2 separate regions of the Mus musculus genome follow, and region 2 is linked to region 1. The links are chromatin loops, found by intact Hi-C in ENCODE. Cell type or tissue: left cerebral cortex. All regions are shown on one strand. Links, peaks and the distances in the headings refer to the core of each region. The heading gives the core; the rest is flanking DNA.

Region 1 (16,430 bases), core at 4,071-12,070:
TGCCATGCACGTTCCTCTCCCGCGGCCATGTTAACCAGGAAACCTTCGGCCGCCGCTCCCGCCGCCTACCCGACCGGTAAGGGCCCCGGGACCCTGTCGGCGGCGTGGGGCGCGGGCTGCGCGCGTTGGTGCCCCGGGATCCCCGAACCCGGCGGGTCGAGCGAGGGCCATCCGGAGCGCGACCCCGCCGCTGCGCCTTCTCGGTGGCCCGCCCTCCCCTCCCCCGGCCCGGCGACGTGGGCTCCGGAGCTCCGGCCCAGCACTGCTCCCCGCCGGGTCGCGAACTTAACTTTGCAGCTGGCGGGTGCGCGCTGGGGAGTCGCGTCCCGACCCCCCTTGTTTCCCGCACGCCGCCGGCTTTTCCCGGGCCGGGTGTCTCCTTCCATCTTCTCCCTAGAAGAGGGGGTTCGCTGCCCACCGGGGCGGGGGCGGGGGGTCTGGGTGGCTCTCTTCCCCCACCCTGACCCTCTTTTGTCTCCTCCCGCGCGTGGCTCCCAGGCCGAGGAGGGGACACCGCCGTTCGCCAGCTTCAGGCTTCCCCGGGGATCGGCGCGGGGGCTCCCCGAAGCGGAGTGGGGACCGGCCCGCCCTCCCCCATCGCCCTGCCGCCTCTCCGGGCCAGCAACGCTACCACTACAGCCCACACGGTGAGACCTGGCTTCGGGTGGGCGCCAGGCAGACCCCTGGCTTGTTGGGTTCCGACTGTGGGAAGAGAGGGCCGAATCTCCACGCCCCTAGCAGGGGCCTGTCCTCGACGCCGCCCTCTGCAACTTGGGCGAGCCCCGAGCTGCTGCCACAAAGGAGATTCGTGGCGTGGGCCCCTTGCTTCCCTCTGGTGCTCGCCCACCCCAGGCTCCTTTTCCTGGGAACTTCCTCCTTGCGCCCCCTCCCCCTTTTTTCATCTCTGCTTCTCAGAGCTCCCTTCCCCCCCGACCCGGTAAACATCTACTCCCAACCCCAGGGGTAGTGGATATTTATAGAAACGTATGTGTTAGGGGACAGCTAGCCTACCCTGCCCGGAAAATCGATCCCCCAAAGAGCCTCCGAGGCCTGGCTCCAGCCAGCAGGGAGCACCCGCCAATTGTCCCCCGCGTGTGTAAGCATGTTTTATGAGAGCTACAGGTTTGAGCACAGCAGAAATTGTAATTAACATTAACAAAAATAAGAGCTACAGCAGTAGTCAAAACAAAACAACCCCCCCCCCCCCGCAGGATTCTCAACGTGGATATTGCTCAAAAGGAAAGACTGGGCTTTGCTTTGTAGGTGGCAAAGGAAGGGCACCTGACAAGGGCTGTCCCTTGAGTCCCTGGGGAGGAGAGCGGAGCCTGGGACTGGTAGCTGTAGAGACTGGCAAGCTGGATGTGACTTCAGAATGTACCTTTCCTCGGCTCCCAGCGATGGCCTTTGGATGGTGACCTGGAGCCTAGAGGAGGTGTGCGCTTGCAGAAGGTGGTGGTTTCAAAGGTCTCTTTCCCAAAGGCTCTCTGGGAGCGTGAGCAACCTAGGATGGTTTCTATGTGAGGTTGCTTGCAGGGCATAGGATTTTGTTACCAAGTGAAAGTTGGTTGAGAGCACCCACCCATGGTTTGTGGCCTGCAGGGAGCATCTCTGGGGGAGGGGGGTGGGGAATCATGTGTGACTGAAACTTGCTTATCACAGGAGATGAGAAGAAGGTGGACTTTAGTTGTTTGTAATGGAGACATATAAGAGAGGTAGATAATCTCATAGACATGTTTTGTTATTCTCTCTGTTTTTCTTGTGGGTCTATCCTAGGGGCTGGACATACACAGAATTAACTCATCTGGGTTGTACTGTTGCTGGGAAAGAGAGCCTGCAGTTAGTAGGGATGTGATTGCCACAAGGGCATCCTACAAAGGAACAGCCATTGGTTTTAGAGGTTTGGATTTTTTGTGGTTTTGGCTGGTTTTGAATCATCTGACAGTTTGGAAAATACAGCGTCCATCCCCCTCCCCCCAGCTCCCCCTCCCCCATGTGTTGGTGTGCTCATGTTACATGGTGTGAACTGGAAAAGAAATAATTCAGTTTGCCTCTGGTTTCCCAGTTTTTGTAAGGATGGCCTTAGCCTGATCAGAACTTCTTTGCGGTTGAAATATGTCATGGAACCGGGTGAAGGAGAAGTTGTCACTAGCAGAATAGCCTGTGTGGCATCAGAGAGGAAAGGCCATGAAGGCGATTTCGGGATAGACGCCTGTGCTTTGTGACCTGTGTGTGACATGGCTGTTTGTAGTTGAAGGGTGAACTTCGGCTACTCTGCATCCTTGGATGCTCCGTTTTGAAAGTGAAGCTTTGTATTTCAAATGTTACTTTCGACTTGGTTTGTGTAACATTGCAGGTTTCCCAGATCAGGCATTAAGGAGCACAGAGTTGATCTGGCTCCTCTGTGTGTTTACCTGAGGAGGCAGACTCCACAGGTTAACTGAGCTGTCAGGAGTCCAGAGGCAACTCTGATGTGTATTGCCGAGTCACACACCCTCCCGAGTCTTCGTTTAATGTACTATTTGGGACTACTAGTTCTGGGAACCAGTATTAGCTTAATTATAAATACTAGAACCTTTACAGATCCAGAGTCCCAATATTCCACATTTTCAAAAGTGTTTATGTGTTTGTTTCTGGAGCAGTTACCCCTGGGAGGAACTGTGGAGGAATGGCAGAGGGAGAAAGAAAGGGCAGGAAGAAAAATGAGCAGAGCAGGGGGGCCCTTTCTCCCTTAAACACATGACAGGATTATGAACTTTGGAATTTCCCATGGTAGTTTGCTTTCTTTTTTTTGTATGACGTTTATTGTATACTAGAGCAATTTAGTTTGGGTCAGCTTGTCCTAAAAGTAAAACCAATAAATATCTCAATTCTCATTGGCTTTAAAAAATAATAATAATATATGGGCGATGATAAAATTTTTGAAAACTTTTAATTTCTATAGATTCCAAGATATTGGTATATATCCTTATAACTTTTAATGCTTAAATTATTCATCAGTGATTTTATTTTTTAACCTCCACGGTTTTCTTCCCATAACAGCACACATCATTTCTAAGATGATTTGGGGAGGCTTTAAAACTCCCAGAAGTCTTAGCACGAGGAGCATCTGTTGCTTGCCATTTTGGTATCGCGAGAGGGTGATGAAGTGGCAGACTTCTTAGCCTTTGTTGTCGGATAGAATTTTCAATACTAAAACATTGCATGTTCCCAGGAGGGCTTTATGGGTCTCTCCACGTTAATGCATGCATTTCTGGGGAGTTGGACCATCACCTTTAGTTAGTGTCAGCTTGTATTCTTGAATGTGACCCATTGTAGTATTTTAGCAAATAGGGCCAACCCATGGTCGCTGACTTCAAGAGGCTGAGGTGAGAGTGAAGAGTTTTCAGTGTTCTTATGTTTATGATCTGGTCCTGGCTTGTCTGGCCTTTCTGGGTGCCCCTCCCCCTAGTCCTCCATGTGTCAGTTTTGTGCATTTGATTTTGGTTGGGATTTCAGGCTTCTTCTTCTTCCTGGAAACTTCAAGTAAATATCTTTAACTCCTGGAATGTGTAAGGCTCTGGGGTGTTGTTAAGATGTCTACCTCAGGTACTTTTTAACCAGCTGTCCTTTGCCTCGGAGGCACAGCGAGATCTTGTGACTTGGGCCTCTTGGGATATTTCCCAACTCCCTCAGTGTTGACTTCATGTTTTCTTTTGAAGATGCAAACACCATCGCTGAAGAATGACTCTGAGAGACATTTCTTGATGTGCGCGCTTCTAGCCGGGAGGTATTCATTAAATTCCCACTGTGGACCTGAGTTTATGTTGTCGAGGGCTTAAAAATTAGAGGTGACCCTCTCCTGTAATTTCTCAGCAGCTGGATATATAGGTGTGATTTTTTTTTTGTCAAACCAGAGTGAAATGAAGCTGTGAATGGTACTGTAGGTGTGGGGTGGGGGGAGGGGGAATTGAATAATCAGAGGACATGAGAGCCCTGGGTTTTGAAGAATGAATAGGAGTTTATCATATGAACATTGGTAAGAAGGCGATTCCAAGTCTGAAAAGGGCTGTGGTCATAGCTGGCACTGCTCAGGACTATACCCAACACTTTCCACGTGTAACCCCTCTAATCTCCCTAATATCCCTAATGAGGTAGCTTGGGACCTTTTTATACACAAGGACACTGCAGTTCTGAGAGATTAAGTAAACAGCCCAGGGTCACACAGTAACTGTGGGCACTGCACTCACTTGACGGGTGAAAATCTCTGGGCTCTTAGAAAACTGTTTCCATCAACAAGAGAGGGTGTGAAAATGCACAGGATCCCTGGGTCTTGGGAGTTCAGCCTTGTTCCTCTGAGATGGATAGATCAGACTTGGAAGAGCTCAGGCCAGATGCGTTCTTACTGCAGGCATTGGCTCTGGTGGTGGGATGTAGCCGTGGGCCACAAGAAAAGCAAGGGCAGTGTCAGACAGACAGCGTGTGCATGCCAACTCTAGAAAAGACTATGGAGAAGGATTTGAAGAGTTTAGGCTATGAAGCAGGGTGCGTCTGGGCCTGCATAGCCACCTCAGTTGTCCCAGTGAAAACAAGCAGTGTACGGCCAGATGTAACTCTTAGAAAGGGTGTGAGGGGTTGGACACAGGAGGCTTCCCGGGAGTGGGAAGGGTGCAGAGGCAGAGGAGGGTCGCAGGTGTACACTGTCAGGGACTCCCAGGGATTCAGCCAGAGTGATTATTTGGAAAGAGAAGGGATTTTGTTTGTTTGTTTGTTTTGTTTTGTTTTGTTTTTTGTTTTCGTCGTCGTCGTCGGTGCTTATTTGTTTGTTTTAAAGTTGGGATTACGATAACAAGAAAACATTTGGCTCTATAAAGAAAAGTTAGGAGTTTGTTTGAGTTGCTCGTGGGAGCAGAAACTCATTAGTAGCTGAGCGGAAAGGGCTGGAGTCCAGGAGGCAGGGATGGATAGGCATGTCTGCAAGAGGAGACCTGGTAGGCTCCAGCCAACGAGAGGCGCTCCGGACATGCCAGCTGTGCTCAGCACTGCCTAGGAAATTATTGGAGTGAAACGGCAAGAGAACGGAAGCTTGCACCCACCTGTCAGCAAAGGGACATAGCAGATCCTGCAAAAGGATGCTGAGAGCAGACAGCTGGAGAGAGACATGGTGGACCAATTGATGGGCAACCTCTTTCACTTCTGGCCACTAAAATATTAGAATGTTTTGGTTTTTGGATTATACAAAAAGTCATTATAATAACATAAGCCGGAGTAAAATCTTGATGCTCAAAAACTTTTATGGTGGTAGCATTTTAGGAACCTTTACAAATCCCAAGGTTGATTTTTATCCTTCATGTGGCTCTCGAGTCGTAGAGTATCGATCTGGATGGCGGCGGTGGGGGTAGACCTGAAGGAGTCCCCCTCTGGCCCTGAAGAGACAGATTTCAAATCCTGAGTCCTTTTCATTCCTGGTGTTTTAAAGACTGCAGAGGAAAGAGGGCTCAGAGATGAATGGAGCTTTGGAAGAAATGCAGTGCGTAGACTGGGGCACAGTGGAGCAGGGCAGCACCCAGCACTTCAGAGGCAGGCAGTGCCAGCACTGGTTTCCCCCACCCTAAGGCTAGCACTTGTTAGCAAGTTCTTGGCTAACTCTGGGGTCTTAAGAACCCGGGGAAAGGAAGGGAAGGACAAACAAGCCTGTGTTGCCTTTTTATCTGTGCAAAGCTTTTCTGGTGCATTTTGTGGTCTGCCTTGCTTTTGAAGTCGAAAAAGATAGCACCTCCCTTAGTAGAACATACAGTCGCCTTGGATGCATGGAGCATCATCTGCGGGTTCCATAAGAGAAATCTGCTGAAAGTCTCTCTGAGGAATAAAATTCTTGATTCTGTAAAGTCATAGTCGCGAGTGCTGGCTTCCTTCTGTTTTAGAAGGAAGTAAGCAAGTAAGCAGAGTCTCACTCCATAGATGGTCATTATGCTTGCTGTTTGTCAGTTCAAAAACAAAACAAAACAAAACAAAACAATGAAGATCGTGTGATTCCATTCTATAATCCAGCTGCTCCCAAACCGTTTCTTGAATTCCCGTGCCACCCTACAGAGTGCGTCTGTTCTTTCAGGAGTATGAATAACCCAAAACAGAGGACTTAGCGCTGAGGAACTAGGACTCATCCTATTTACTGTAAATCTCCAGTGGGCACAGTTCCCAGCACTTTGTAGCCTGTCCCTTACTAACACTGAAAGAGTGGGGTAGATTATGGTGACAAGTTGATTCTTTGAGGTATCAAGTGAGAATCCACCAGCAGGCTGCTCGAAGGAAATCCCAAGCCGATTCAGGATGGGAAACGGAGGGCTCTTCCTTTGCCCTGTCAAGTTTTGTTTAGATGAGACTATTCTGGGATGACATGTGTGCCAGAAATAGAAACTGCTACTTTGTATTCGTCTTAGTTACTGTTTCCTTTGCTTTGAGCAAATACCTGGCAAGAATCATCTAAAGGAGGAAGGGTTTATTTTGGCTGGCAATTTAAGGAGGGCTATACTGTCATGGCATGAAGACATGGTGGCAGGAACCTGAGGCAGCTGGTCACACTGCCCCTGCTGGCTGGAAGCCGATGGGGGAGCATGATAGGGTTTGGCTCGCTTTGCTCATCCAGTCTGGAACCCCAGCCAGTGGAAAAGTGCAGCCATGTATAGGTTGGATCCTCCCACCTCAGTTAACCCAATCTAGAAGCTCTTTAAGGGACATGAGCAGAGGTTTGTCTCTTAGGTGATTGTAGATCCTGCCATGGTGGGAGTCTCAATGTCACATTATTCTGTGTTGGAAAGCTGAGTATCCCAGCAGCCTGTACAAACCCATGCATGGGTACTGAGCTGTGGACCAGAGGCCCCAAACTGAATGGCAAGTTGCTCAGTTTGTTGGACAGAATGACCTTAACTGATTATAAAGCCACCAACACCCAGAAACTGTAAACAACAGGTTTGAAGTTCGCGAGATAACCAGGGCACACGTATCTATGGGAGACTCTGTCAATAGAAGCATATTTTGCTTGTTGCTATGTGTGCTCTCCAAGGTCAATTATAACTTCCAGGGAAGAAGGAAACAACGTGTTTGGGGAGGAGATCTAGATACGTAAAAGAGCACTGGACAAATGTGATTCCCTGTCCTCGTGTAAATAAAGAATGCCTAGATGAAATGTGGGAGGCACTGTGGTCTGGGCGTGGGCAGCAGGGTAGATGGCACTTCTTTGTGCTTTGTCTGTTTCATTTCCAGATCAGATATGGCTCCAAACACCCGCCATGGGCCAGGCCTGTTATTAAACACTAGGTGCAGGATGGTAACATGAACGCTTGATCCTTGCTCCAGGAAAACTTACTCCAAGGACCTGGGCTATGTAGGACTGGCATTCTTGGGGCTGTCCTATGTATCCTAACCCCGCCCAGTCTACTTTTTATTTTTATTACTGTCTTGCCTATAACCAGCCTACTCATTCTCTCTGCTGGTGTATGTTCATGGAACGGCTTCCATGTTGTAAAACCAGATGTGACTTTGTTCACACCAAATTGGATATTGTAAAGATGGGAATGGGTTAACAGGGACTTTTCAAAAGTCATCCTTGGAGAGACGCGGGGTGCCCCCCCCTTCCTTTCTGTTGATGCTTTTTGTCTGCATTCCAGATTGGCGGCAGTAAGCACACCATGAATGACCACCTCCACCTCAACAGCCACGGACAGATCCAGGTTCAGCAGCTGTTCGAGGATAATAGTAACAAAAGGACAGTGCTCACAACACAGCCCAATGGGCTTACGACGGTGGGCAAGACAGGCTTGCCTGGGGTGCCCGAGCGGCAGCTGGAGAGCATTCACCGACGGCAGGGCAGCTCCACCTCTCTGAAGTCCATGGAAGGCATGGGGAAGGTAAAAGCCTCCCCCATGACGCCCGAACAAGCGATGAAGCAATACATGCAAAAACTCACAGCCTTCGAACACCATGAGATTTTTAGCTACCCTGAAATATACTTCTTGGGTCCAAATGCAAAGAAACGCCAAGGCATGACCGGTGGACCCAACAATGGTGGTTATGACGACGACCAGGGATCGTACGTGCAGGTGCCCCATGATCACGTGGCTTACAGGTACGAGGTCCTCAAGGTCATCGGGAAGGGGAGCTTTGGGCAGGTGGTCAAGGCCTATGACCACAAAGTCCACCAGCACGTGGCCCTGAAGATGGTGCGGAACGAGAAGCGCTTCCACAGGCAGGCGGCCGAGGAGATCCGGATCTTGGAACACCTACGGAAGCAGGACAAGGACAACACTATGAACGTCATCCACATGCTGGAGAACTTCACCTTCCGCAACCACATCTGCATGACGTTCGAGTTGCTGAGCATGAACCTCTATGAGCTCATCAAGAAGAATAAGTTCCAGGGCTTCAGCCTGCCTCTGGTGCGCAAGTTTGCCCACTCCATTCTGCAGTGCTTGGATGCTTTGCACAAGAACAGAATAATCCACTGTGACCTTAAGCCCGAGAACATTTTGTTAAAGCAGCAGGGTCGAAGCAGTATTAAAGTGATTGACTTTGGCTCCAGTTGTTACGAGCACCAACGCGTCTACACGTACATCCAGTCACGCTTTTACCGGGCTCCGGAAGTGATCCTCGGAGCCAGGTATGGCATGCCCATAGACATGTGGAGCCTGGGTTGCATCCTCGCGGAACTCCTGACGGGTTACCCCCTCTTGCCTGGGGAGGATGAAGGGGACCAGCTGGCTTGTATGATCGAGCTTTTGGGCATGCCCTCTCAGAAACTCCTGGATGCTTCCAAACGAGCCAAAAATTTCGTGAGCTCCAAGGGTTACCCCCGATACTGCACAGTTACGACTCTTTCAGATGGCTCTGTGGTCCTCAACGGGGGCCGATCCCGGAGAGGGAAACTAAGGGGTCCGCCAGAGAGCAGAGAGTGGGGGAACGCACTGAAGGGATGCGATGACCCTCTTTTCCTTGACTTCTTAAAACAGTGTTTGGAGTGGGATCCCGCGGTCCGCATGACCCCGGGCCAGGCTTTGCGGCACCCGTGGCTTAGGAGGCGCTTGCCAAAGCCTCCGACCGGAGAGAAGACAGCGGTGAAGAGGGTCACAGAGAGTACTGGTGCTATCACCTCCATTTCCAAGTTACCTCCACCCTCCAGTTCAGCTTCCAAGCTGAGGACTAACTTGGCACAGATGACAGATGCCAATGGGAATATTCAGCAGAGGACAGTGTTGCCGAAACTCGTTAGCTGAGCTCCAGTCCCCCTGATGCTGGCAATCTGAAGAGAGAGAGAGAGAGAGAGAACCGCGTTATAGCTGAGCCTTACTGGGTTGAAAAAGTGTAGCTCAGACCTGTTTTTATTTGCTCAATAACTCGACTCATTTGTATCTTTTCAGCACTTGATGTAAGACTGTTTTGTTTTTATAAAATACATGGGGACAATGCTTTAAGTTTTTATACTTTCTGAAACTGTTTTTGTTTTTGGTTTTTGTTTTTTTGTTTGTTTTCCTTCCTTGTGTTTCTAAAAGTACGATGAGCCTTACTGTATTTAGTGTGGCAGAGAAATCACATTGGTGGCAGGCCATTGATTCTTCATGACTGTCACACATTTACAGATTGGTCAAACACATTCACTCTGTTTTCGTGGTTTTCGTCCCACTCCCCAGGGAGGTGGTCCCCTGAGGCCCCCCTCCTCTCTCCTGGCTCCAGGTTCACACGGAAGCAGCCCGCCTTGCCTCCATTTTTCATAAATTAATCTGGGTCAGAGTGGAGGAGGGAGAAGGGGGGCCGGGGTGAAAAATCTCTAAGGAAAACTGCACTTTCGAGATTTTCTTTTTTTCCTCACGGTCTGTTCAAATGATTACAAAATAGGATTGCCCGCTTTCAACTGCCCACTTAACATTCTGATGTGCTTAAGCCACCGAGCCGCATTTAGTGGATAAGTGGAAACTGAGATGTGTCCGTTCCTCCCGAGGCACTAGGATGATGGCGGGCTGTCATAATCAGGAAGCCTTCTGGTTACGGAATTGCTTTTGCACCTAATTTTAAGGACTCCCCCTCCCCCACAGTGTTCCCTGCTGCCTTTTCTCTTGTTCGCTCCTCTTCCACCACACACATCTGTTGCCTGCGTTTAGTCTGTCTTTTTTGTCCATCCCAGACCAATAACACAGAGAGACATTTCAGCTGCCATTCTGTCTACAGTTTTGTACCCCAAAAGAACATCGGCCTAGCTACCTGAGGTGGGGATTTGCGTAGTTCCAAAGAAGAGTTAGCCGCCTAGACTGGAGTCAGTTCACACTGCAGGTGCCACAGAGGTTCCCTTAGCCTGGGGAAGCATCAACTCTTTCGTTAGAAAGAATAGGGGTTGCAAAGGGAGGAGAAATTCCAATGTCAAGTTAAATGGCCTGACTTATTCTCTGATTCACTAGAAGAGCCCCAGGAAAAACACTATTCCTCTGTTGAGTTGACTTTTTCTTTTGAATCGCACTGAGTGTTTTTGTGGGGAATGACGCTTTACCTGAGAGAGTAACTGAGAGTTAGGTAAAAGAATATTTTCTTCTCTGAATAATAATTATTTTCACAGTGAAAATTTCAGTATTTTATCACTAATGTATGAACAGTGATATATATCAATTTCAAGGCACGTGGAAAGAATTTTTTAGTATGTGCAATTTAATAGAGAAAGATTTCTGCCTGTTTGGACAATAGGTTTTGGATAGTAAAAATTAGGATAAATAATCTTTTATATGCACAGATATTATTGTATTGCCTGTAAATCGATTTACAAGTACTTAAAGCACGGTCCCCAGCGAGGCCAAGAAAGTTTCCGGTTAAGTTTTTTTAATTCTATGTTTTCTCTTACTTAAAAAAAAAAGAAAAAAAAAGAAAAAAATAGAAAGTGTCATTTTGAATAAAACATTTTTCTTATCTTGAGGCTTTGCCAGTTGATGGTGGAAAAATATGCTCAGGAATTATTTCAAATATTTGCCAAAAATCAGTAATAAGATTAGCTTATTAATAAGTTAGTAATATCGATGTTTGCTTTACTATTTAAGGATGTCATTGATAAATTAATTTGTACCCCTGTACTTAGCAATTATAGCTTATTTCCCCTAGTCAAACTCTTTAGCATACTATACACAGTTCTGTGTAATCTGTGAAGTGCAATAATATGTCAATAAGTTACATAAAGATGCCCATGTGACAGCACCCCCAATCAGTGGCTTAGAGGGCTTAAAAATGCTGTATTTATTTTTAAAACTTTGGCTTAAAGGCATAAGAAGTATAAAGAGTCGGTCTGGGGACTTTATAAAGCTATGAGCCTCTTAACGATGGTTATTGTCTTTAGGTCATTAAAATAAATTTTTAAAAATGGACACTATTTCCCCTCCCCGCCAGGCTCCCTTCTTCTGTTCTCACTTGGTTGCTGCCTGAGCCTGAGTCTAAGGTTACTCACTCCCCTAGAACCTCACTGTACTTGCAACAGTTTAGAAGTGGACTAAGATGGTTTGCCTTTCCCCCACCACACAAAACTGGTTCTTCGTAGATGCCAGCGGAACTTTTGTGAGGAGCTTTACCCATATATGGAACCATCATGTGCTACAAGGCTTTTGTTTCCTTCTCTCCCCCCACCCTCCTCCCGGGACTACAGTGAAATTTCCTTTATTCACAAAAACCGTGTCAGCATTTACTGATACCGCTGCTTTGAGGAGAATCTTATTTAACTATTGTGTCTAAAATGAAACTGTTGCCTCTTCATGATCTTCACCTAAGTAAAGGGCTCTGATAGCGACTAGGAGTTGGCTTGGAAACAGGTCTCACAGGTTACCATTGTCTAGGGATGTCTCAGCTGTTTTCAGATTTAGGAATAGCACAGTGTAGTCTTGTCTTTGGTTGCAGTCTCACTTGGCTCTGTTTCTTGCACTACCAGAGTGTTCTTAGCACAACCGTGGAACACGGAGGGACGCAGGGCAGCATAGATTAACATCGTAGAGGAGAAATTGTGCCCTTAGTGTTAATAATGTGCCTTTTGTTCTGAATGCCATGTTACAGGGCATGCATTTTTGGCCTCTTTAACTCTTTGAATGAGAGGTAGTAAAGAGGGATGCCACCTCTGCGGAGATAACATCTGTCTTAAATATCTAGATTTATAGGCCTTAATAGAAACCATAAGGCGTGAATTGTCACTGGATGCTGAGCAAGATAACTATTGGTTAGTTACGCCAGGAATTCCCACGTTTAAGAGGTTAAAGATGGTCTTTGTTGTATCTTAACATCAGACTGATTTTTTAACGATAACTTTTTTGTTGTTATGCTAACACTAGACAAAAAAAAATCAACTGTATTTGTAAAAATTTACCTCAAACCATTTAATTTTATAGTGTGATTGGTTAATCCCAGGGCATTTGGTATGAACCAAAGTGCATTCCTTTTTTTTATGTGCCTGGCTCCAGTAAGGATGGCCAGGGATTTTTACAATTTGGGTGCATGACACTTAAGCCACTTTTAAACTTACTGGGCGGTGTGGGGTCCTGTTAGACGACTCCATCAGAATGTCAGAAAACACTTTAGGCATCAGTAGCATTGGGCCATATTGGAATCTTAAAAGCGCGAATTATTTTAAAAGAGAACATTCATTTTTTGTAATTTTTTTCATCAAGACTATTTCTGGTAACAGAAGATTTTTTTTAAAATAAAAAATAATAATAAAAAAAATCAACGGATTCGGTTGGTAAAGGTTTTAATATTGCCCAACATAATGCTGTGGTAGCATTAAAAAAAAAGTATTTGTGGACTCTGTTTTTAGGGGCTTGTACATCTCTCTGCTATGGACATATATACGATACATTGTAATTATATCAGCTCAACTGCTGCAGTTATGTCTAGGCGGGGGCTTGGGTTTTTTATCGAGCAACACCTTAGACACGTGACTGTATTAATGCTGCAACTGTGTGTACTGAAAATATGTGAAATGGTTGAATGTGGACTGTGTATATATGTATGTACAGATTTCTGTGAGATGCTGCTGTTGCCACTTGACATGGGAAGTGTTGTAGTGGGTCTGAACCCTAGCGACCAGTTCTATGATACTGTATGCATTGTACAGCCAGAGCAGAAGTAAGACTGTTTAGTGAATTATTTGTTAAATTTTATTGTTGTGGCCAGAGATAATTTCAGAATAAAATTTTAATGTCCTACCTTACATCTCACCCCTTTTTCTAACTGGAATCTCACCCTATTTCTCGTATGATTCTTCCTGGTTTGTTAAACCTGGGGAGACTCTTTTGCATGGCAGGTGGCTTGCGTCCTTAAAACCTTGTGTTATTTCTTCACTAGAAATATGCAGATTCTGAGGGTTTTTCTTTTCTTTTTTTTGTTTTTTTTTTGTTCTTGTTGGTTTTATGAGGTTTTAGGAAGAACCCCCCCCCCCTACTAAATCAGAGCTCTTTAGATACTTCTATTTCTCTTTGGTAATTTCATGTTAATTTTTCTTTATATGGTATCTGCTACATCCCATATCCTATACTAGAGCTTCGAATCCTTTTATCCTTCAGGCTGGAGGGGAGCAGGGTGCTCAGGTCTTTCCTGATATTCCTCACTCTTCCCTGTGGACCCTTCAGGTCCGTTATCTGAAGATGCTCTCCTATCTACCCCAGGCTTTCAGAAATGTGCATGCTTTTGCTAATTTTATGATTTTCCCTGGCTCACATTTTGGGGTTTTGGTGTCTCCTGACATGCTTGGGCCAGGAAATAAGGCTTGTGAGCTGCATCTAACTCAAGATGTGTTGAGTTAACACACTGAACATCTAACTCAAGATGTGTCGAGTTATCACACTGAACACCGATTTCTGGCTTACTTGCCAATGGCAACAAGCAAGCGGCTTCCGGTGCCTTATCCACAGTCAGTAGCATGTGCCAAAGGAAGGGAGCATGCGATTCCTAAGCCCAGTACAAAGGTCTTCAGATTTATCTTGCTTGCTGCTTATTCCACATCCGGTGTAAAAGCGCAACACACAGAACCAGTCAACCACAGAATCCACCAAACGAGAGCAAAACCAATGAACATGATGTATATGAAAACCCAAGCAGGCCCACGGCACCCAGGTCTGACTCAGTAAAGACCAGTTACCACCACTCTTACCAAATCTAAGTTTGTTCTGAAGTCAATTAAGGCTATATTCTGTTTGAGTCTCTAGAACTGGTTACCTTTTTGGAACCAGCAAGTATACAAATAAGAATTCAGAAATAAGGAACTTCAATGCTGCTTTCAAACCAGCCTTAGAGAATGCCCCTTGTTAGCGCTGGCTTCGCTTACTGTTCTGTTAAGGAAGGGCTTTAGAAGAGACCCGAAACCACGGGTATCTGTGGCTTTGCTTTGTCTCACCTGTTTCTTCTAGTTTGAATTACACCTCTTTTCCTTCAGACTTAACACAAATAAACACTTGTCACCACTGACAGAAGCCCCTCCCCAAAGAAAATCTGACCACTGTGCTGTGTGTGCATGAGAGAATCGCGTCTTCATGCCAAGTGCTTGGTTTATTTGCTTTCCTCTTCGACTTAACGGATCGGCCGTGGTTGCATCCTCATTAACTGCGAGGGAGACGGGAATGGCCGATTTTTCTGAGTCTCGGAAGTTTAGTAAATCAAGAATGAGTGGTGGTTCTTCTGAAGTGTTAGCTGGCTGTGGTAAGGACTGGAAGAGGTGTGATTGTATTGCGTTTGGCAGCATGTAGGAGCAGCTCTCCCCACAAAGGGGAGAAAGCTCCCTGCAGATCCCACAGTGTCACAGGAGCATCCTTCATCCTTACGCACTCCTCTGAGCTATAATTATCCCCAGCTGATGCTGAAGAAAATGAAATGAATGATACCAAAGAGGCTTTGTAAAAACAGAGGGGAGAAGACTGGGAAGAAGAGAGGTTTGCTAGCCACCAATGTCTGAGGCTATCTTTTCAATGGAGACACCACAAAAATATTGAAGACTAGAACATTTTAGTCTCTTTAGCTCTACCTGCAGATTTAGATGCAGCTGCACACACACCCCTTAATTGGCAGAAGTGGGGTATGTGGTCATTTATGCGATGGGTGACTATAGCTCTCTGTTCATTATTTCCTGTGGTCTTGAACTTTTTTTTATTCCTTTATATTTGAGTGTATGAAAATATTTTTGACACATTAATTCTCAGGGGACTAAAAGTTAAAATTCACAGATTGGTAGCAATAGATAAATCTCTTAAGATTTATTCAGATTTTCTACCCTTTGCCTCCATATTTAAATAAATATAGATTACTTCCCAGGGATGGGTATATATATATATATATATATATATATATATATATATATATATGTATATATATATATACACATATCATTTCAGATACAGTTTTAAAATACCAAATTGTAAATAAACCAGTTTTTACAAACTAAAAGATCGTGTCTTTCCTTGCTTTCTATAACAGGTTACTTACCTCCTACATTTGAGAAGCTTTAAATATCGAGACCCATTTATTCATTTATTCATTGGTAGAAATGAAGTCTCCTTTATAAAACCAAAGTCCATGAATTAGATCATTTAATAAAAATTGACGTTTTCAGTTGTTTGCAGGAACACTATGTAATTGATTATAAGCAGTTTATCTAGACTTTTAGTAAATAAGCATACAAATAACATGGGCTCATTTGTGATCTTTGTCCCCAAAAGTTAATGCCCTATTTATTTTCCCCTTTCTCTAGGATTAGAATTACTGGGCTTTTGTCCTGAGCATGCTTACATTTAAGAAGAAAGACACTGAAGTCATAGAATCCTTTTAACATCTGTTGCAGACCACATTCGTCTGCCAAGTCCTTACTAAATGCCTACATGTGAAGTTGGATCCCAGGCACTAGAAATAGAAAATATCCAACAAAATAGACACGGATCCTGTCTTTGGGGAGTTTTTAGGCTGATTGTGAAGGCAAACGTGATTGAATGAACAGAGAACGGCTAATCTAATGAAAGCGTGAAGGAGACGCACGTGGCAGTGAGCATGCGTACGACGGCAGAGCGGGCGTCCTGTGTTGTATAGGTCCTGGGTGGCTTCTCAAGGAAATAGCTTTTTCTGAGGAAGAGTGGGTGGTGACATGACGTTGAGCAAGCAGCCGAAGGATGGCCCTTGTGGAGCCCAGAGAGTGAGGACCTTGGTGTGAGACTAAGCTGCAATGCTCACGTGCCAAACCGGGCCAAGCCTCGTCTGTGGGTGATGTGAAGTTTTATGTCCTTTATCTCGGGTGCAAGGATGTGACTGAGGGATCTTCAGGAGAAGAAAGTTTCACAAGGAAATGGGCTCTCCTTGGCTGTCTGTAGAAGACTGAAAGAGCAGTCGATTAAGAAAGGTTCCATAGGAAATGGCACGGGCGGGGTGGGGGCTGGGCTGGGCTGGGTTGGGCTGGGCTGGGCTGG
Region 2 (16,430 bases), core at 2,712-10,711, 700 kb after region 1:
TAGCGTCTGGTTTAAAACTTCTGAACGATAGCTAGCATCCATTCTGCCATGAGAGTGAGTGATGCCTAAGGATGCAAAAGTGTGTGCACTGCGAGCGCAGTAAGAATCAAGCCAACAGAGAACGATGTACACGAGCTCAAACAGAGCTAGCATACAAGAAGCAAGAGGGGAAAACCGATTGTGAAGCCTTGCCTGTAGACTACCACTTATGTCCACACTGCCACAAGACCCTCAGGAGCCCACAGCGACCCTCGCCACAGCGTCTATGGGAGAACAGTCCTTTCTCTCTCGTCCATATTTTCAACTTTCCACAGCAACAATGCAGCTTGACCCTGAGCCCCCATGACTAAACTCCTTTCTCCTTTGTTGGATGGAGGGGTGGGGCTGGGGATGTTGAAACAGGGTTTCTCTGTGTAGCCCTGGCTATGCTGGAACAAGCTCCGTAGACCAGGCTGGCCTCGAAACTCAGAGAACCACCTGCCTCTGCCTCTGCCTCCCAAGTGCTGGGATTAAAGCCATGAACCACCACTGCCTGGCCAATGGTATTTTTTGATAGGTGGCAACGTAGCAAAGTCACACACAGGCACAACAGTCTTAGTCATTGCTTGGACTCCTATAGAGTCCTCATCTGAGCCCATGGATATGACATTGACAGTTTCCAAACACAAGAAGGCTCTGTGACCAAAGAGCTGAGCTGAGGGCTTCCTCCCAAGAGAATGTAAGGTCCAGGAAAAGAACAGAAATCTCCCATTTGCTTCCTCTTTCTCCTTTACACTTAATAAGTTACAAGTCACACTGAAAAGCGCTTTGTTTTTCTTCCCATATGGCTTGGACACTCTGCCATCTTGGTTTCACTCCTGTTAAAAGGAGCTGAATAAGACAAACATTTTAACTGAAGGGATCCTCAGGCTTAAGCAAACTGACTGGTCTAGCTCCGAACCTCAAGCCTTTGCTGGCACACTCTTCCAACGCTCCTTGAAGAAAGAGTTTCATGAGCAGCAGTGACTTGATTTTCTCTGAGTCAAACACACTGGCTTTTGCACTTCAGATCTCCGAGGGGCTGCCAACGACATCAGGACAACACACAAACTCCTCACCCTACCCACCTTTCCAGTCTTATTTCCTCCCACTCTTCCCTGTAGATCCACCCACACACTTTCTCCTTTTCCTCCTCCTCCTCTTCTTTCTCCTCTCTCTCTCTCTCTCTGTCTCTCTCTGTCTCTCTGTCTCTCTCTCTCTCTTACACACACACACACTCAGCACTCTCCCTTGGGGACTCACAAGTACACTGTGGTAGCTGTGGGGGATGTGTAAGCAGTCATGGACTCTGGGAAGGGAGAGACATTTTAGTTCAGTAAGCATGACTGGTAGGCAGCAGGGCTCCTGTACAAACTCTACTCAAACCCTAATAGAACACTGTGGGGCCTCACCAAAACAACAGGGGTAAGGAGGAGGAAAGGAGAGAGAAGGAAGGGCAGACTGGAAAGGACATTAGCTGGAGGAAGGAGGCGAGTAGGAGGTGAGCAGGAGAGGGCAATGAGGACTAAGTATGATAGAAATACACAGCATGTGTGTGAAACTTTTCTGTACGATTACCTTCATCAACAGATGAGCACTTGTAGGGGGTGGGTCTGATGTTAAAACAGAATTGGGTCTTGATCTATCAGTAAGGATGTCTCAGATGGGTGTCATTCGGATGGTGTTGGGAGCCCCTCAGAGAACTGAAGTGCAGGGACTGCTGGGAGGGAGGAAGGAAGGAAGTGGGACTTCCAGGTCCCTACAGGGGAGGTGAGGAACTTTTACAGTGTGTTGGGCGAGGAAAAGGTGAGCGGCCACGTGAGATCTTTCCGGGAGCGACCTTAGGCTGCTCCTCTAGGTGGGAGATTAGGGTGTTGAGCTGGGACTAAAAGTAACTGAGCAACTGAAGCTGAGGGTGGATTTAGGGTATTGCACTAAGAATATTGGGAAGGGCACACTAGCTGCAGTAGATTACAAGTGCCCAGCAATTAAGCCAATAAGACAGGTTGGCTTTGAACAATGTGGGGTGTGTGTGTGTTTCATCCTCAGATCTAAGGGAGCCTGGGCAGGGGCTGGCAGTGCAGCCCATTCTCAGAGCTTAAGTTAAGGTGGGGTAGCAAACACCACACACTACAGATGGCGCACGTCAGTCTCACCAGACACCCACTGCTCTTTGCTTCCTTTCTTGGACAGAGATCTTGAATGACTTGTATCTGGAGGCTGGGAATGCAGCCAATTGTGCAGCATTTGCCAACCACACCCACCACCATAGGATCAACTCCTACCACTACCAATTACAAACAAGCAAACCCACAGAGGTGTCCCTGACTCAGCCTGTCTTTTCTCTTCAATCTCTTGCATGCTTAGCTTTTACAAGATTCTGACAAAGTCTCATCCCTACTGACTTAGCACCAACACTCACTTTTCGTGTGTGTGTGTGTGTGTGTGTGTGTGTGTGTGTGTACTTATGAATGCCATTTATGGAAATAATACCAGAGGCCAGAAGAGGGCACTAGATCCCCAGGGGCTGGAGTTAGCCATTTCACTTGGGTGCTAGGAGCCAAAGTCTGGTCCTCTGAAAGAGCAGCAAGCACTCTTAGTAATTGAGCCTTCTCCAGAATGGAGATTCTATCTATCTATCTATCTATCTATCTATCTATCTATCTATCTATCTATCTATCTATCATCTATTATCTATTTTAGCTGGCAGTACTGAGGATTGAACCCAGGGCCCCATGCACAGTAGACATACACATTCCACCACCAAGTTATAGTGCAGCCTCTTGATGCTCCTTTCTCTCTGACGTCACTGCTGACTCTCACTACGTCACTGATATTCTCCTCCTTCTGGTTACTTCTCACTTCCCTAATACTAAATCCTCGGACCCAGATGTGTCTCCACCCATTCTCCATAAATATTTATTCCCTGGATTGCCCAAGTCTTCGAATACCTGTTTAATAGTGTGTGTGTGTGTGTGTATGTGTGTGTGCAAACATGTATATATATGCATATGTGTGTGCATATGTGTGTGTATATATGAGCCAAATCAAGTCACTGCTCTGCCCTTCCGAGCCTCCCGTCTCACTGGGAAAAACATGTGTGCTGTTCCCATGCTCTACGAAGCCCTACACAATTTAGCACAGCACTACGTCTCAAAACCCATCACCCAGACAAGTCTCTGTTCCTGACACAAGAACACATGACTGGTCCTCTCACCTCAGAGACTCTGCATCTCTGTTCTCTTTGTCCAAAACACCATCTCCCATGCCCAGATCAGTCCTGCATCTTTTCCAGATTCTATTCACACCCTTGCTGGTAAGGACCTCCCTGATCACTTCCTGCTCACCCCCTGCCTGTTTTTCTCATGGCACTGACACCTACCTGATGTGTTTTACCTCCAATATCATGACCGTGGCTTTGCCCCCTGCTAGGCTGATGGCTGGATGAGTCCTGGTCTTAGCTTTTATCTCCAGTGCTACACAGTGCCTGGAATGTGGCTGGAACACAACTAGCAGACAACAGACTGTATTGTTCTTCCTTCCTGACGAGTCACACTAAGAACCTGTGAATGCTTATCAGCAGCAACACAATGGCAAGAGCAACTAAATAAGCAAAGAAGTCCCAGTGCCTTGGTCTTGCCTTACTGAGAGCTAATAGGGATACTCCTCCATGCAACCGGTGGGGTCTTCTGAAGTCTGAGCCTACATGTCATTTATCACGAGACGATGGAGACGCAAGACGAGGTTTTCCTCTGAAATACAAATAGCTACCTTAGTAATGTCTTTCTTCAGAGTTTCTAAGCCATCTTGGGAGGACGCTCTCCTCCTCTGCTCGAGGCCTGGTGGCTTCACTTTAGATGGAGACACTAAGACTGCGCCACCTGGAAGACCCCATGGAAAGCACATGTCGGTCACACTAAGTGTCGGTCACACTAAGCTACATTCTAAAAGGGCGGATGACAGGTTGCAGGGTTTGTCCATTACCAACAGCTGGCGTCGTGAGATCATGGTGCGTCCGCTGGATACCGAGTTCTCTCAGCCTCGGTGTAGGAAGCCTGCCTCCCTTCCCTGAGGAAACAGAAGATGTCTCCGACCTAGAAAGTGAGACAATTTATTAGGAAGCCTTTCTTCCAGAAAATTTAATCAAAACTGTCTCGTTACCGTTAAGTAGCACAGTAAGAAAACATAAACCATCTAAGAGAAGTCTAGTTTTGTTTCTGAAGAAAAAAAAAATTCAGGCTCCCTCATGGAGGGAGCCTATGACCCAGTGTTTAGGACGCAGCCTCAGGAGAGTCATGAGTTCCAAGCCAGCTCTGGCTATATAGGGAAGTCTCGACTAAAAAACAATCCTTTTAAAACTTCTCAATCCATAAGGAGTTAGCGAAGCCAAGCCTAGAAAGGAGGGGAGATCACTGTACACCAGCCATCCATAAGGAAGACGGCGTCCAGTTAGTCAGCACGAGTTCCCATCGCCTGCATCCATGAACGAACAAAGGGCTTGGCTACAGACAAAGTGGACTGTCAACAAAGGCAAAGAGCCACTCCTCTAAAGCGGTCTGCACATGAAACCGCCCTTGTTGGCCATTTTCAGAAACCACTTTAAAAATATTACAAGGGAGTGGCCTTTCTTTCTTGACAGAAGCACCTGATATTCATGAATCCCAGCTTCCCCTGTGAAGTCATCCTACCTGACACGCTACAAATCTGGCGAATCCTCAGCACAGGACGCATGTGAGAACTGACTGCCCCTCGCAGAGCACAGTGCTCCAGTGCTCCATCGCACTCTGTGTGATCCCAGCACACTCCATGTGGCAGCACCTATGTCACTGCTCCTTGCTAGTCACAGAGCTGCCGGTGCAACCGTGTACCCAGTGACAGCACATACGCATCCGTCACGTACTAGAATGTCCTATACGCTGAGGAACTTAGGTCTCACCCTTCTGTCAGTCTGTCTGCCTTGGGTGTCTGTGTGTCCGGTTTCTCCAGCTCTACCGCACAGGTCTGCTTGTCCTGTCCTCTCTCCTCTCTCCCGTCCTCCTCCGCCCTGGGCTCCTCCTGGGTGTCTTCCTTCGTGCTCTCCTCAGCATCCCAAGCCAGCTTCCTCCTGACCGAGGCGGCAGGCTCTGGCATCTCCAGTCTCCTGGTGGAGTTTTTCAGGGGCTGCTCTCCCGAGGCAACTTTTCTTTCTTCTAGTTTGGTAGGAGGGTGTTTCTGGGGGGTCCTGTGGTTTGTAAGGTCTCTGCATTTCAAAAAAAAAAAAATTTATTGCAAATCTGCATTTGAGTGTCTCAGTTTATCCTGGGTTAGCGAGTGTGAGACTTCCTGTCTCTTCGTTTCCATACTGAAGGCCTTCTCTGGGTAGTGAAGTTATTGTGCAATAGAGCAAGAGAAAGCTCTACCCAAGTGTCCACTAAATATTCCAAAAAGTAATAGTTACCTACTTCACACACTTACACTTGCACTTCTGGTGACAAAAGGGTAAAACGTTACCCTCAAAATGATAAGGACTAACTCCAACGAGGCAAATTTGTCATAACTAAACTCATATTCATGCACAAGTACGCAGATTCAAATTTTTATGTTTTAGATTCATCTTTCCAAAATATTATTAAAGAGTATTTTGTGAACTTTTAAAGCAAGATCACATAGTAGAATTTATAAATGAATGAGGTATATGTGACTATATGAGAATGCTCTACTTTATTAGCTACAAATCAATGTATAATTTCCCTTACAAATAGTTAAATAGTGCTCAGTTTAAAATTTAAAACAGCAGAGAATTCTCTACATCTAGAGGCCCAGTTCCACAAGAGCCACAAAATTCATTAATGAATGATAATGGATATATATCACTCACTTATATTTTCATAAGTTTTTATGGCTGCTCATTACTTCTTAAAGTTCTTTTACATCTATCTTATCTAGTTCTGTTGTTACAAAGAATATTACAAAAGTTAGCTGCCCAGAGTTATTTATTAGTCATACAGAAACACAAAAAGCAAGTATAATATAGCTACATTTACCACAGAGAATAAGTTTTAAATAATGAAATAAGAGACCCATCTGGCTAAACAGCAGATTGTGAGTTAGCTGGGTCATTTTCCTACATCATCCTATGATGCACACAAGCTATAACACAGCCTTCTCACTTTCCACAAAGAACATCTCACCCAGCAAGATCCAGTGCTCGGATGTTGCTACTGACGGTGCCTTCCGAGCTTGTGACTGAGGAGACGTCCCAACAGCAGTTGCTGTCCGACATAATCTGGTTCAGATGGTCCCGAGAAAAATGTGTCCCCTGAACTCGCTTCCTGTAAGATTCGGCCTTTTCTCGGAGCTCCTTAACCTACGCAGAGAGTTCAGGTGCCTTCCTTTATTGCCAAGGATCTTTTATAAACACCGACAAGTACATAAGAAAGCCAAAGCAGGATACAGCCACAGTCCAATGAGAAAGGCAGGCAAAATAACAGCCACATACACTCATCAGACTATGCGTTTCAGCAGATATTAAAACAATTAAGCAAAAGCATAATGCAGCTAATTTATTCCAAACTACTAGGCAAGGAGACATTTGTAGTAGCTAAGAACAATTTTGACAAATACTTTTTTACTCCAACTGAAATTACACAAGTATTCTATGCATTATTATAGTTTTTAAGAACTCAAAAGCAACCAACCTCTGCATACCACATGGCATTTAGAGAACCCTAGGGGAGGAATACAGAGACACACTTAATGACAGGTTAATGCCATACATGAGTATTAATGGGAATCAATGAGATACTGAACCTTATTATTCTTCCTTCTAAATAGATACCAACTTGTCAATACAATTAAATTTCTTGTATCCTTAGTAATCGTGAACTCAGTAACCAAGACATCTTAGCACTGCTCGAGGACCAGCCACGCTCTTGCGAGGCTGTGGTGCTGGTGATAGGTAATTGATTGTCATCCCTCTCTCCCCATCTCTGGCTGTGATGGTGCTACTGATAGGTAACTGACTGCTATTCCTTGCTCTCCATCTCTAGAAGAGTGGCTCCATGCCAGTGACTCCTAGTCTAGCTTAATCCCCCAGCTCTCTGCCAGCCTCTCCTATTACACAAGACCCCACTAACTACTGTGAGATTCTTTCTCCAAATCTCTTGAAGTCAGCAAAACCTCAAGTTAAAAAAAAAAAAGACAAAAACAAGAACAAACAAAACAAACAAAAATACACTATATAAATGAAAATAAATACCTTCCAAATAATAGTGATATAGTCAACAAAAAAGATTTTTTTTAAATCATGAGGAACTATAAAATACTTTGAATTCTCTAATTTGCAAATCATGTACTTTTATATGAAAAGAACCCAACTACCATTGGAAACCTTTTTATTTTATACATAACACTGCCACCTGCTGGTTTCTCTAAATGCACCAATACAGTGCAAAAAAAAAAAAAAAAAAAAAGCTGACTTGTTACAATTCTGCTTTAAATGTTATTATATTTAGCCACATTTGTTGCTATTAATAACTATATTTTAAAAAACAGAGTTCCTACCCTTGTGTATAATCTTTTATCCCTCAACTATTTTAGTTAATAGTTTGGCCTTCACAGGGAGAGATGTTTTACGTATTCCATCAGGGCCTCATTCTTCAGCAGCAGTGTGTAAACTGCCACCCAGCACTGCCACAACCTGTGTCCTAGCAGACAAACAAGGACATGAACTGAAGGGCCGGTTCAAAGGGCTCCAATCAACACAGCCTTCCATGCTGAGCAGTGGAAAGACAGACAAGGAGGCTGCGTCCTGTTCACACAGGAGCTCCGTGTGCTTAAAGACTGAGAATGGGGGAAGAGCCCATAGCCATTTAGAAAGGACAGAGTGCAGGCACTTTCTGTATGCCTATTCAGTTCTATTTATTAATGACCTATGAACTCCAATGCTTTTACAAGTCTTCATTAGCCATCCTTCCTAAAAATGCTAACACTCAGTTTTATATTTAAGTGTCTATAATCCTAAACAAAGATAAAAAACTGTCTCTCAAAGTAAGGTCCTCTACTGGCAAGAGGGAGAATTTGAGTGTAGATTTCAGAAATGACCCCTAGGGCCAGTGACCAGGACTGCTATAAAGGATAAGAATGCATTATTCCCAACAACGTCACCCAATGATGGGATATTTTATAAGCCAAGGAGAGAGAGATGGCTCAGAGGCTAAAAGCACTTGCTGCTCCTACACAGAACCAGTTCAGCTCTCAGCGCCCACATTAAGTGACTTACAGCTGGCTATAACTCCAGTTCCTAGGGATACAATGCCCTCTTCTGGCCTCCATGGGCACAGGCACATGAACACACATGCAAACACACGCGCACAATCTAAACACTATAAGTAGAATGCTTTCATTACTGAATTCTTTTTCCCAATTTGAACTGAATCATTTAAAATTTACGTGCGGAAAAATCGAATTCAGAAAACAGCAAGAATGAATGAGGCGAAATCTTACACCTGGTCCTTACAGCATCTGTCAGGTTACAGGGTGGATCTCAAATGCAGCACTTTATCTAGAATCAAAGTCCTAACTGGCCTCAAGAGTCACATCAATAACCAAGCCAAAAAGACGTACATGCCAGCGAGCCATCCTGACACACACCTGTTAAGCCTGCATGGGAGAGGCTGAGGCAGGAGGACTGCTATGAGGCTAAGGTTAGACCCTTTTCAAAAACCAAATTAACTTAGAACAGATTCCATTATTAAAGGCAGTCTTATATGACCATTATAAAGCAGCAGTGTGTAACTGAAATGATGCAGGTGTGGGATACATAGCCACAATCAAAACCAGCTCACACAGGATGTCTATTCCACTAGTAAGTACACAGGACTTAAGACAGAACACCCAGTAGCTTTGCTAAAAACAGATTCCCAAAGTGTAGCATGTAGACAATTTAAAAGGAAATGAAGTTAGTATCTGAACTATGAGCAGAGAGTGTGTCAGTGATAGGATTGTGGCTGGAGAGACGGCTCAGTGGGTGACAGCGCTTGCCCTCTCACCCCCTGCATAATTCCAGCACTGGAAGGTAAAGGAGGCCATGGCTCAGTAGCCAGGCACACAGCCTATCAGTGAGATCTGGGTTCTGTGAGACATGCTGTCACAAAAAGTAAGCTAGCAAGCAGCTCCACCTGTGGCCTCCACGTGCACAGCCATGTATGCACACTGCACACACCACACATACATAAAACACATGCCAAAAAATGCTGGGGGCAGGGAGAAGATGGCAGAATACTTGATATTCAGGTCACTCAGTATCAGCCATATACCACAAACAGTAGTCCAGGGGAAAAAATCTAGTATTTAGCCAAAACATGGCCCCTATTAAATGTTTATAACTTGGTTAATAACTGATCACTGGGGCTGGAGAGATGGCTCAGAGGTAAAGAGCACTGACTGTTCTTCCGAAGGTCCTGAGTTCAAATCCCAGCAACCACATGGTGGCTCACAACCATCTGTAATGAGATCTGACGCCCTCTTCTGGAGTGTCTGAAGACAGCTACAGTGTACTTAGATATAATAATAAATAAATCTTTAAAAAAAAAACTGATCACTGGCTTCTCTGAGAATTGCTATGTCCTCCTTTTGCCAACTTAAGTTTTGGTTTTTTGATAAAAGGCTAATGCAAATTTCACCCTAATTTATAAACTTCCAGTAGCAACTAATACATCTATGAGAAGGTTACAGCATGGAGATATCACATCGGGTGAAACTGAGAACGCAGCCTCTACATTACAGCACAGCACCCTCCTCCCTGGGACAACAGAGCATTCCGCCTGACTTCAACATCTCCAGCCCTCCCTGGGCTAAACGGTGAGGCCTAAATACCAACTCACCTCAGTCTGAAGAGACCGTACACTAGCCAAGGCTCTTCCCAACGCAGCTTTCTCAGACCTGTCCACTGGCCCTCTTCAGCCACATGCTTCAGTGTTCCCGTTTTCTCCTGCCCTGCCCAATCCCCCAGAAATAATCTCTTTGCCAAGGCCTAGAATATTACTCAACTGTGCAAGAGCCTAGGGGATTCAGTCCTTTTTCCATTATGGCTGCTTGTGAAACTCAAACTTTTTACTTGATTTTACCAGAGTGAATGGACAAATGCCCAGATGACCAGGAGCTGCTCCTGTCCTGTGCAGCCTGGGCTGGGCTAGCTGCTCCTGTCCTGTGCAGTCTGGGCTGGGCTAGCTGCTCCTGTCCTGTGCAGCCTGGGCTGGGCTAGCTGCTCCTGTCCTGTGCAGCCTGGGCTGGGCTAGCTGCTCCTGCCCTGTGCAGCCTGGGCTGGGCTAGCTGCTCCTGTCCTGTGCAGTCTGGGCTGGGCTAGCTGCTCCTGTCCTGCGCAGCCTGGGCTGGGCTAGCTGCTCCTGTCCCGCACAGTCTGGGTGAGGCTTGGGTAGACAGTTCTGAGAGTAGCTGCAGTGGAAAAGTCTGGAAGCCCCCTGAAACAGAGCGCTGAGAAGGGTGTGGCTGCAGTGAGAAAAGTCAGAGAGCCCCTTGAGGCAGAGCGCTGAGGAGGGTGTAGCAAGGCTACTTGTCTCACGGAACCAGCAGCTCACAAAGACCAGACCCAATCTACCCTCTTTGGAAAGATAGACAGAAAAGAATATCTGTTATTATACAATCCAACCCCAAAAACGGTTTAATTTAGCTTGTGCACATGAGAAGGGCTGAAAAGTGTCCAGATAACAGTTTTAAGACACGAATTATACAGTAATATAGACTTTCTACCATTTATCCTTTGACTAGAAGCCCCGCTTCTCAGCAGGAGGCTATAACTGTCCTCTCCTCTGCCCAATCTTCAGAGCCCCAGCTTCTCTGCTACATCAGGACACCCCAAGAGTAGAACTTGAACCTCAAGCTGCACACACCCCTTTCCTACATGATGCAGGGGTGCACACTGTAGCAATCTTCCTGGAACATTCATTATTGATAGAGAGAACCTTCAGTTCAAAGTCTGAGGTCTGGATGGCATGAGGACCCAACCAAGAAGGCTATCATCCTGCAAACTGAACTCATTAGAACTATCAGATACTTCATGGCTTTAAAAAAATGACTTTAATAACCAATGTCAATCTCCACGGGGTCACTGCTATAAAAACAGTACACACACCGGTAAGGTGACAACTACGATTTTAAGATGGTGGGATTTGCGGTGCTACTATTGGACCATCCATCCTCACACTGTGAGTGAAACTCATGGTGCAGTGGCTGGCTCGGCCGGAAGAGCGTGTGCGATCAGACTCACCTGGTTTGACAGGTTCTCCTTCACCCGGGTCCAAGCTCCAGCTTTATAGAAATACTGGGCTGGGCTCAGGAACTTTGCTCTATATTCAGAATTCACTTTTCTAAGAGAGACAGAACGCAAGTAAGTATTTTAGCAAGCTGACCACCCAGACATGACCGTTTCCTGGTGAGCTACGTACCCAAGCCTTTGGTGTCTCCATGAAGCAGGCTTCTTTACAGACTGGTCTGAGTCTTCCGACGCCATGTCTACTTCTAAGTCTAAAGGCTCATCTGCCTTATTGTATTGAAATGGAAATAATTTGAGTGTTTATGCTTAGAGATGTCAGACATTCAAGTAAAAACATACATGTTATAAAGGTAGGCCTAGAAACTCTACTACATTTTTGCTTCTAGATGTTTAGCTACTAAAGCAAACAAACAAACAAACAAACAAACCCAAATCAACAAGTTTTGAAGCCAAGGAGTTTAGATCCCTGATTTTATGGGGTTTTTTTAAAGATGAATTTAAAAATTAACAAATACCATCAAAATATTAAACAATGCTACCACATATTGAACAGAGATTTTGAATTAGCCCTTAAATTTATATTCAAGGGTTGCAGTTATTGAAGCTTAGCTAATTAGCACATTGCTATACAAAATAAGACTCCCCTTCAAGAATGTCATAGGTCAATAAAAAACTGTATGTGTGTGCTGTGTGTACATGCATGTGTTATGTGTGCATACACATGCATACACACACACACACACACAGGTACATAATTTCACTTTTAGTCATACATTTTCTACACTCTGCGATGACTCTAGCCTAATGTCATAACTCAGAATACCTGTAAATTCACACACAAACTCAGGGGCTTATTTTCACTGAAGTAAATGATATGAATTATACTAACTATAATTTAGCATAGTAGAAATTTTCCCTTAAGATAAGTGTGTGCTCTGTTTAATGGCTACTACTTAGAATGCACGTCTCCATCCTCCTGCTGCCCTGCGGCTCACACTACTGTAAGCTCAGTCGTCTGACGTTGGACTTGGGGGACTTACCTGCTGCACTGCTAGGTACGGTCATGCTGCATCAATTTTAGTTATCTATGTATCTGTCTCCCAGCAGCCTAAGCGCTGCTGAGCCTTGGCATGTCTGCATCCTGTCCTCTCAGTCTACACAGGACCTGACTCCACGGAAGGAGTCAACGACCACCTGGCATCTACTGAACAAATGAATCAATGCTAGAAGAGAGAGAGCCTCAGGCGGAGACGAAGGCAGGCATGCAGAGGCTGAGACCTCGGGCAGGAGGTCAGAGCTGGTGGGTGGGTACCTTCTTTACTGGAGTCAGCATCTCCAGACTGCTGTTTCCTTTCAAATACTCTCTTGACTTTGGTTCCTTCACTGGAGTTAAACCCTTGAAATTTCGCTTGTATTCAGTCTCGTGGGTGAATGTATTGCCTTGGAACTGTGGAATAATTTGGCTTTTATTACGGAAAACCTTAAAACAAACAAAAAACAGTTACGTTTTTGGTTGGTTACTAAGTGGTACAGAACTTAGGTGTTTAATTGATCTTTTTTTTAATGTATGTGTATGTGTGTGTGTATGTGTATATGTGTGCGTGTGTGTGTATGTGTGTGTGTGTGTGTGTGCTATGACTTGTGTATAAAGGAAGGTCAGAGGATAACTCATACGAGTCTGTTCTTCCACCATGTGAGCTCTGAGGATCAAAGGCTATCATGACTGGCAGCAAGTGTGTTTTCCTATTGAGCTATTTCATAGGTCCTCAGTGTGTTCTTAAATTTCAGCTTTAGTATATAGTATGTCTTTAGTATAGTATGTCTTTAGTATAGTATGTCTTTAGGATATAGTATGTCTTTAGTATATAGTATGTCTTTAGTATATAGTATGTCTTTTGTGTTTTTTTTTAAATTGGGTATTTTCCTTATTTACATTTCAATCGTTTTCCCCTTTCTAGGTCTCCCTTTCAGAAACTCCCCTATCCCATCCCCCTCCCCCTGCCTCTATGAGGTTGCTCACCCACCCACCTACTTGCACCTTCCCACCCTGGCATTCCCCTACACTGGGGCATCCAACACCCTCAGGCCCAAGGGCCACTCCTCCCACTAATGTCCAACAAAAACCCATAAAAAGTTGAATTATAATACACAAAAAGGCAAATTGTATATGCCTGCATTTTGACTTCATGTGTGTCATTAGTAGCCAATGGTCAAATGTCTATACTTGTTACTATGTTTTGAGTAAACACTCAAATCATGATCAAACTATTACATAAGCAAAAATACCCTAAACTCCTTATCTGATTTCTCCTTCCCAGAGTTCCTCTACCTCCTCCCACCAGTTTAGTAATGAGATAAATGAAGTTAAGTGTATGTTCATAGTATGAACAGACATTAGTTTTATTAAAGTAATTGTTGTCAGCTCCACAAATTATCTTTTCCTTGTCTGAATTTCCCATTTTCTGAGAGAACCTAAGACGATGCTGAGATGTTCAAGCTGGGATTTGCTCTTCTTGCCTCGTGCCTGCTTATATTTAGCATTCTCATTGAGGCAAGAGAGAACACCCAAGAATTCCTATATTTCTCTTTTAGAAGTTCTCTTTCATCCACAATATTCAATATGGTTCCCATGTGCTGGTGTCGTGTCACTGCTGGCAGTGAAGTCACAAAGAAAGGGAGGGTGGCAGGTAAGACATCCATGACCCCTGCCTCGTAACACTGACTAGCACAGACCCAATCCAAACGGTACATCTTCTAGGGACAACACAACCTCCAGGGCTTTCCAGCCAAAACTGATCCAACTCCTTTAAATATTAATATGACAACCTTACCAGAAAAGGCCCCTGATTAAAAGCACACGGCTCCTTAGAGGGGCACTGAAAGCTTGTCAGCGAGCTTCCATGACCTCAAAGCAGATGTGCTTTGAATTCACAAAGAGCTCTTGCTCCAAAGCAGCCCTCTGAACGCCTCACTTACAGGAGCAATGGGCTCACAACTGAGAAGGTTGCAAGTAGTTTATTTTACACTGTGCTTCTCATCCTATGAAAGAAACATTTCTGCCAAATGCTCTCGCTGGCATGTAAATTTTGTCAAGCAGGCTTTGATTAAAATCAGCTCTAGCTTATAGCTCAAATGCTCTACAAAAACAAAACACAATTTTCAAGCAAGGCAAGAATATCTTGAGGAGCACTTGGTACCGAAGACCACTTGAGAGCAGGCAACAGAGGCACTGCTCGTACTTAGCAGGTCACAGAAAGAGGACACATCATTTTGCATTGCACCTCACGTGACCCTAAAATGTATTTTGATAACAAGTAAGCAAAGCTTCCACAATTGACATGGTCAGTGGAGTGTCTGCCGAGGCTCGCAGATGCTATCACCCCACTGCATCTAAATCTTCCTGTTAGATCTTAGGTACAGAGTATACAAGGAACATGCAATACAGGCAAAATGAATGGAGGGCACATGGAGGTATGTGTAGACTTATTTAAAAAAAAAAAATCAGGAAAAAGATGAAGCTGTCATGGGCTTCCGAAGCTGAAAGTATAGTCAAAAACATAAGAAAGAATTCAGTCTAAGAACACCCCAGAGGACAGCAGCAATTAACAGAATATTTATTAGCAAGATAATAAAATACTAAAATTGCACAAAATATAATGAAATTTGTCTCACAAATTAGTCCATTATGCCTTTTAAAATTTTGCAAATAAAAACTCAATTCCTGCCATCATTTAACTGACTCAAGGGGACAATTATATGCAGTGCTGCTTTCAATATATAAATGTCCAAAGCAGTTAGTCTTCCTTAAAAAATAGACATCATGCAAAAACGTTAATAACAATTTAGAACATAACCAATTGGATGATTAAGAAGATAGTGACATAAAACCATCCTCTGGCCTGTGAACTTGCCACTCCCCCTCGCTGTCACTGCCCCGCCTCCCACTTAGAGGGCCTGGCAATGCCGATCACCAATAGCACAGGACTGTGTAGTATCGCCACTGTAGATCAGAAGGGAGAGCAAGAGCCTAGCAAACCTCTCACTGTCTTCCAGAACTCAGAGCCAGGCCCAGGTCAGAACCGACTCTTTCCATGTAGCCTGTACTCACACACGAGTCAGGTGAGAACACTCAGAAACGCATCTCTTGAGCTACCTGATTGGATGCAAACACTGGAGCGCTTTCTTTAGAAGTCTTCCAAACAAACTGCCTTTGGTATTCAGAATTTCTCAAGGCATTATTCGTGGGAACAACGGCCAATCCAGCTTTCTTACGAAGATGCCTATCCAACTGTTGGGGGAAAAAACCCACTTAAAGCTATTAAAATTTGCTACACAAATTCCTTTTAAGTCTAAATTGCGCTGTAAAGCATGCAACAGGAACTTTATCCCTTTAAGTTTTAAGTGTACCTTACAGTTTTGCTAACTACATTCAGACAGTAGTATGGCAAACTTTTAAATCATCACTTTTAAACTGTCTAAATATTTAAGCCTGCTATTATGCTAATGCATCTCAAAAAAATAGAGTAGAGCCATGCTCAGTTCCTTTCTGCCAATCATTCACAAGTAAATCTACTATCAAATATAAATAAATAAATCATAGCACCTCACCCTGTCCACACACCTCTGTGGCCCCCTTCCCTCTGCCCACCAATCTCACACATCACCTTCCATGGACCCCTGTATGCCCTGGCTTTCTCAACAAGTCACAGATTCTCCTCCAGCACTCCTGGGTGGCTCCAGGCTTCCAGTCAGTGGCTGAAGTAGATTAGGAAGAGGGTGAGTGCCTGGAGAACGAACTGTGGGAGGCAGTGAGATGTCCCACACACGCCCCTGCCACCTCTGCTTATGTGCTTTTGGGGACCTGCTGCAAGCCAGCTGTGACATAAGAGGACAGAACGGCAAGATCTTTGAGAGCTAGCCAGAACTCTCTTCTTTTTGCCTCCTGACAGCTGAGATTGTTTGCTTTCTTGCTGGTACAATAGGAAAGTCAAACAAGGATAGGCACAGGTCAGTTGAGCTCCCGGCCAGAGAAACGGCCTACTGCCCTTCTGCCTCAGCGCGACCTCGTCCTGGGGACTCGGCTGCTAGTCTCTGATGAATAAAATCCAGAGGCAGACTGCCCATGTAGGGACGGTATGTC

Evidence for each region. Peaks named below come from ENCODE experiments on the same cell type or tissue, not always from the same donor. Only the 100,000 strongest peaks of a DNase experiment are listed, where the experiment ranks them.
Region 2: it touches region 1 in a loop (4-fold over the local background); 3 of 42 quality-filtered maps call a loop at or near these places.

The regions. Positions count from the first base shown.
Region 1 is chr10:118,852,367-118,868,796 of GRCm38, reverse strand. Dyrk2 (dual-specificity tyrosine-(Y)-phosphorylation regulated kinase 2) reads left to right here. Exons shown (of 3, transcript NM_001014390.2): 1 at 1-76; 2 at 499-647; 3 at 7,644-9,448. The coding sequence starts at 28. The coding sequence ends at 9,245. Among named protein-coding and RNA genes, the nearest start is that of Dyrk2, 8.3 kb to the left of the region's middle. In left cerebral cortex, for the core only: no CTCF peak of the experiment used is centred there; DNase peaks (open chromatin) are centred at 8,288, 8,942, 10,078, 11,552 and 3 more places.
Region 2 is chr10:118,147,129-118,163,558 of GRCm38, reverse strand. It overlaps Mdm1 (transformed mouse 3T3 cell double minute 1), which reads right to left. Exons shown (of 14, transcript NM_148922.3): 4 at 15,444-15,578; 5 at 12,603-12,770; 6 at 11,463-11,557; 7 at 11,285-11,384; 8 at 6,189-6,364; 9 at 4,955-5,257; 10 at 4,003-4,112; 11 at 3,790-3,899. Among named protein-coding and RNA genes, the nearest start is that of Mdm1, 14 kb to the right of the region's middle. In left cerebral cortex, for the core only: CTCF peaks have their summits at 7,413 (motif pointing left) and 8,331 (motif pointing left); a DNase peak (open chromatin) is centred at 7,409.